2 separate regions of the Homo sapiens genome follow, and region 1 is linked to region 2. Evidence: chromatin loops called from intact Hi-C (ENCODE). Cell type or tissue: heart left ventricle. All regions are shown on one strand. Links, peaks and the distances in the headings refer to the core of each region. The heading gives the core; the rest is flanking DNA.

Region 1 (2,922 bases), core at 206-2,705, 480 kb after region 2:
AAGCTAAAATCTCAACTTTGTTTTTGCATTAGTAAACAGAGTCTTGGCCTTCACCTAACAGATTTACTGAGGTATGACTTCAGGCCTCATGGTTGGCCCTTTGATTTATGTGTTTCATGGACAAACTGCTATTGTGTAGGAGCCCTCTGAAAGCTTCAAAAAGGTAATTAAGGGTGAGACATTTCTCAGTTCATTTACAAAGTACTCACTCATTCCCAAAAGCCAGCGTCAGGAGGGCTCAAGTGATTTCAGTCAAACTTCTCCCAACCAAAGCCCCACTTTCTATGACAGAGTTACAAATGCTTTTAGCTCCATTTTGCCTACATTCTAGAGGACTTCTTGGCAGGGTCCATAAAGCGTGTTTTCATATTCTTTGGATTTCATCTTCGTAGCACGGCCTTATGGAAAAACATCACATTCCAAGTGCGACTGGGAAATTTCATTCACCGTAGTGGTTGCCAATAACATGTGGGGAGTTTATGGGCCCTCCAGCAAGCTGATCAGCTCCAAACAAAATGTGTTCACTGCAATTTCAGCTGATTCATTTCCATAAGATGCAAGACGATGCTATTTACTAGATATCTTAAGACCAATTTAAGTCTCTAAACTATGGTGGAATTAAATATACACTAGTTTTTAGCTCAATACTATATCATTAGAGTCTTAACAGGGAACAAAATGGTACACTCAAAAGGGGTTAGCTGAATATAATTTCATAAAGACAGGATCTACAGACACATAAGCAATGTTAAAAGAATCAACAAGGAATGGTTAGACATCCAGGAATCGTCAATAGCAGGAAGGTCTTATTGTCCCAGGCAGAAAAGCCAGAGATAGAACTTGAATGCTGGAGCCTTGGAACAAGCATGGCGTAATAGACCTAGAGTGGTAGAATTGCAGCCACAGCTCGGTGCAAGGCTGGGAGTATACGGAAGAATAAATACCTCAATCTCTTTCTCTGCTTTTACCTTCTGATCACTTGCTGGCACTTCTCTTTGGCGAAGCCCAACCAAAAACCAGAGGGCAGGGAGATTTGTGATACTCACTATACAGGTCAGTCTCCTGGGCATCTGTGGCAGATAGAAGAGAAGGTAAGAGACTTGTCTTGGGGGAAAGGGAGTGGTCTGACAAATGGAAAATAATCAGATGGCCTAAACCGACTGATTTCAGATTTACTCCAAGACACAGAATGGCAGAATGAACATAGGTTTTGACGTCAGAAAGATCTAGATTCAAATTCCACCTCCTAGTGGTGAGAAGCTGGTATCTTTTTGGAGAAAACCTGTTGAACAGCTTCAGGAGAAATCCAACTTACCTCTCTGAGTTTCAGTTTCCTCACCCAGTTAACTAGAAATAATAACGACCTGCCTAATTGAGTTACTGGGAATATTAGATAAGTTAACCAAGGAAAAGAGCCTGACAAAAAAAATTTGACACATGAAATGTGCGTGATATTTGTTGGTTTCCTTCCCCGTTCGCTCTTTCCATCTGGTACTCCTATAGGGTAAGCTGCCTGCCATGTTGAGGTGAAAGAACCAGTCTGACCTTTTTTTTTTATTATTATTATGGGGTTTCTGTGGGGAATCCCCTGTTGACTCACACCTACAGTGATGGGTGGGACTGTCTCATTCATGAAATCTTGTTTACTGTGGTCCCCCTGTCAGGAGAGAACCAACCATTTTGCTGGTGTAACTCCACTGAAGAAAACCTATTGGGACATTTTCAGGAGAACAGTTTTCTCTCTCTGTGGGGACACCGGTTCTGAAGTAGCTGTTCTCTTCATTGTTGTACAAGTCTTCACCATTTCTTTAGCAAGTTTCATTCCTCCTTCATAAGCCGATGCTCAGAAAACTTGCCCTTCCTTCTTGGGTGTATTAGCTGTTGACAAGGTATGTCAGCATATTCCAGGTCTGCTTTTGCAAAAACTTGACCAATTCAGTTCCTGATAGGCCGTGTCCTTTCTACCTGAAGCCACCAGGGAGGTTTTTATTTGTCGTTGTTGTTTGCTAGTTTTGGAACAGGTATGACTTTTGACTGGACCCTTGGAAATGGTACCGGTGATTGAAAAAATAAAAAGCCACATTAGTCATTCATTTAACTACTCTGATTCAAACTAGCACTTATATGCTAGGCGTATTCCTAATTCTCACCACCATCCTGTCTTATTTTAAGTTGAGGAAATTGAGCCTCAGATAGATGGGACAACATGTCTAGGTACTAAGAGGCAGAACTGGGCTAAAGACCATAGGTCTACATGAATCAAAACACAGGATTTTCTTTATTTTTAAGATGGTTAATGAGTAATGAGAGTCAATTGAAAAATTTTCATCCAGCCCTGATCATTTAAAAATAAAAATCACAAGCCTGTGAGTTTTCCTCAATGACAAGGGATAAGTCTTATTCATCTCTCTCTTCCCACTGCTGACCACTGCTCCTGTCATAACATAGGTGACTGATTAATGTTTGTTGAATAAAAAAATGATTGACCAAATGAATCATCGATACAAGATGTATTTGTCTCCACACAGCATTTTTCTAATGCATATTTATATTTTATTTGACAGTGTTTGCAAATTGCATAATATTCCCCTTCAGCACAACTTGTAGAGTGGAAATGCTTCCATATGCTAGATGTTTCCCTTCATTTGACTGAAGGGGAAACAAAGACTAAGAAAAACATCACATAGTGGCTAAGTACCCATATAAACACAAGTTATAGCATGTACTGTTCACAGATGGTATATTTTGAAAGGGAGATTTTGCAGAAGTTATTAAAGTAGACATTAAATTTGGATTAATATGGGTTGGAAAATGTTCTTTCTCAGCTAAATATAGTTTTATATGAATACACTATGTTGTAGGAGGTAGAACAGTGAGGAAGAAGAGCATGGGCTCTGGAGCAGCTTCCTATATTCACATCTA
Region 2 (2,922 bases), core at 93-2,592:
ATTACAGACAAGGGAATGAAGCTTAGGCACAGTCACTGCCCAGCCCAAAGTCACCCAGTTAGTATGATTTTGAATCAGAATTTGAACCCAGATCTAACACCGAAGTTCACACCCTTAACCTCTACATTATGTGAATAAAAGATGTGGAGCTACTGGTTAAATATTTGGAAAAATATGTCACACATAGAGTTAAATGTGAAAGATGAAAATGTAACAAAACCTTAGCTTTAAGGATTTTTTAGTGTTGTTTTCCTTAGAAGAAGCTAAAAGGTAAAGAAAAAAACCCAAGAATAATAATAAAAGAAAGAAATGGAATAAAGGGATTTTTAAAAATTTGAAGCCATATAAGCTTCATTTTCTATTTTTAAATAGTTATACATTTCAAAATTAGCTAAATCTATAAATTAGAATTTCAGATATCAAAGATGAAGAATATTTAAGTAATTGAGAAACTATTCACAGTATAGGTGGAAAAAGGCAGTTTGCAAAATAGTGTGTAAAGTATGATATTATTTCTATAGAAATGTATTTATATACATCAATAAAAGAAAAAAATCCCTACCACATAAATTCTATGTATGTAAAAGGCCAGCATGTGAAGAAATCTGTGACTGTTTTTCTCTCTTGTGGGACAGTTTGCTGCCAGTGCCAAGCAGAAAATGGCAACCTGGTACCTTGCAAAAATAGATGCCCGCATCTTCTTTGGCCACAGTCATTTCTTAACCTGCCAGTTCTATCAACAAGCCAAAATAACAGGCTGACTTTCGCTGTGTAGAGTTCCCATAGGATCCTGTATCTTCCTTGACCTGACAAGTCAACCCCTGTAAAAGACAAATTGGAAGGCTTGTTAACTCTCTTTTGACTCTGCCTTGACTTGGAGCGTTTGAAGGTTTAGGCTGGTTAATGATGTCTGTTTTTTTTTTTTTTTTTTACAGCGATTCAACCCAGGGCCTCATTTCTTACATAAGTGTCAGGCTGGAAGCAGGCGGTTCTTCAAGTTGGCCTCACTAACAATGTAGTGGCCTACGCACCAGCCCCCTGCTTCCCCGGGCCTGGGTGCTGAGTCAGGGATGCTCCGGGGTTCGGGAGGACTGGGATCCCGGAGCACATGAACTGGACTCCTTTTGCAAACAGCACTTAGGACTTTGCGTTCTGGTTATTTAATATGAGTCTTCCTGCCCAGTTAAAATATGTGAACGCGGTAAGATCAAACGGCCCAACAGTTCTGGATCTTATTCACCTCTGTATCCTCAACACTCTGTACTCAGTGTGATGTTGGGGAGGGAGCTCTGAACAGGGAATTCCACAAATCTTGGTTGGAATCCTTTCCACCGTAAGTCTGGGCAAGTGATGGAAGCTTTTTGAGCTTTTCTTTCATTGTCTATAAAATGGGTCTAATGAGAGTCACCTAGTGTGAGCATTAATGATACTAATTATGCAATGGCACATAGCCCAGAGCCTGGTCTAAAGGAAGCTCTCAGTTGATATGGACTGATCATGTCCCGGTGAACCTTGGGGCAGGGCCGATGGTTCCAAGTGGGAGAGGAAGCCTCCCCAGCAGTAATCCAGATATGCCACTAGGAGGCGTGCGAGTTCCATAATTGATTTATCCCCCCTCTCGGTATTAAAAGCCAGTCTTGGCCCAATTCAATCTCTGTAACTTTAACTTATTATTTAAGAGTGATAAATGGCCTGCTCCTGCATTCCTTTTCCATTCAAATCACTGTCATTAAGATTAAGACAGTGTAGCCGGCTAGTGAAGAGTTGGCACCTTTTTGTTTATTTCTTGCTGCTCTCCACGTGGGGTACCAGCTCCTTGTGAGCTGAGTACCTAAAGCTTGGCCTTCACTTTGTTCTGTGTATGCTCAACACACTTGGCTGACAGCATGTGTCTTGGGTCTTGATCCGAAGGTTTGGATTATTTGTGGGAAGGAAAGTGAAACCAATCGTGATGGATTCTATTTTATGCAACAAAAGACAGCCATCTGTAGCCCCCAAATGGGCCATGGATCCTTCTTTCTCCTGTCTTAGAAGAAGCATGCTTGGCTCCATTTTTGTTTATTGTTTCTGCCATGTTCCCTTCCAGTCCAGAGATTAGTGCACTTCCAGGCCAGAGAGCTGGGTTTGAGCCTCAGTGGGGCCTCTAGTCTCACAGATAGTTAGATTAGAATGAACCTCAGTGGAGGAGTGAGTTCACCCTTCCCTCAGATGGGCAGTCTGAGGGCCAGAGTCAGGCTAGGATCTTGAACTTCAGCTGCTTTATGGGTAGAATAAGAGTACTGGGCTGGGTATTTCCAATATCTTTCCAGCGTGGACATTTTTTCACTTTCATATCCAGATGCCATGCTCATAAGCCTAATTCTCCAGCTCACCTGAATTGTGTGAATTCCATTTATGAAGAGCAGACAGAGATGTTGTAAACATGAGTGTCACTGCGATTTATGAGTGTTGTGGCAGCCTAGCCCTAGGAGCCATGCTGGGGCTTTCTCAAAGTAGACATTACGCCTTGGAACAAGCTGTTCTGATGAGCAACACAAGGACACATCAGAGGCTCCACAACTTTCAATTGGCTTTAGAGCCTGTGATTCTCCTTTTTTACAGTCCTGTGACATTGAGACAGTATTAGCATTTACTTCCATTTGCTAAGGGCAGGACAACATGCCATGAGAAGGTACTGGTATTCTCATGGAAGCCAGTGACCAAGCTAAAGGAGAGTTGTCAGGTATTTGATGTTGATTGCAGCAAGAATATGGAGGAAAGAGCCCATGACTTGGGGCAGGGCCTGCCAGGATTTAAATCCTACCTGCCAATTACTGGCTGTGTGAATGCAGGCAGGTAACCTAGCCCCTGCCTGTAAAATGGGATAATAATAACCCACTGCTCAGGGTTGTTTTTGAGGATTGAGACGAAGGTAGTACTGTG

The links. Hi-C counts contacts between places; a loop is a spot of excess contacts. Peaks named below come from ENCODE experiments on the same cell type or tissue, not always from the same donor. Only the 100,000 strongest peaks of a DNase experiment are listed, where the experiment ranks them.
Region 1: it touches region 2 in a loop (2.9-fold over the local background); 7 of 110 quality-filtered maps call a loop at or near these places.

The regions. Positions count from the first base shown.
Region 1 is chr9:108,281,402-108,284,323 of GRCh38, reverse strand. The region is part of intron 4 of LOC105376214 (a long non-coding RNA gene); the gene reads left to right. LOC105376212 (a long non-coding RNA gene) reads left to right here and starts at 1,592. Exons shown (of 3, transcript XR_930235.3): 1 at 1,592-2,922. RefSeq lists an enhancer at 549-1,748. In heart left ventricle, for the core only: a CTCF peak has its summit at 1,291 (motif pointing left); no DNase peak of the experiment used is centred there.
Region 2 is chr9:108,760,635-108,763,556 of GRCh38, reverse strand. No RefSeq gene overlaps it. Among named protein-coding and RNA genes, the nearest start is that of ACTL7B, 94 kb to the left of the region's middle. In heart left ventricle, for the core only: a CTCF peak has its summit at 1,579; a DNase peak (open chromatin) is centred at 1,546.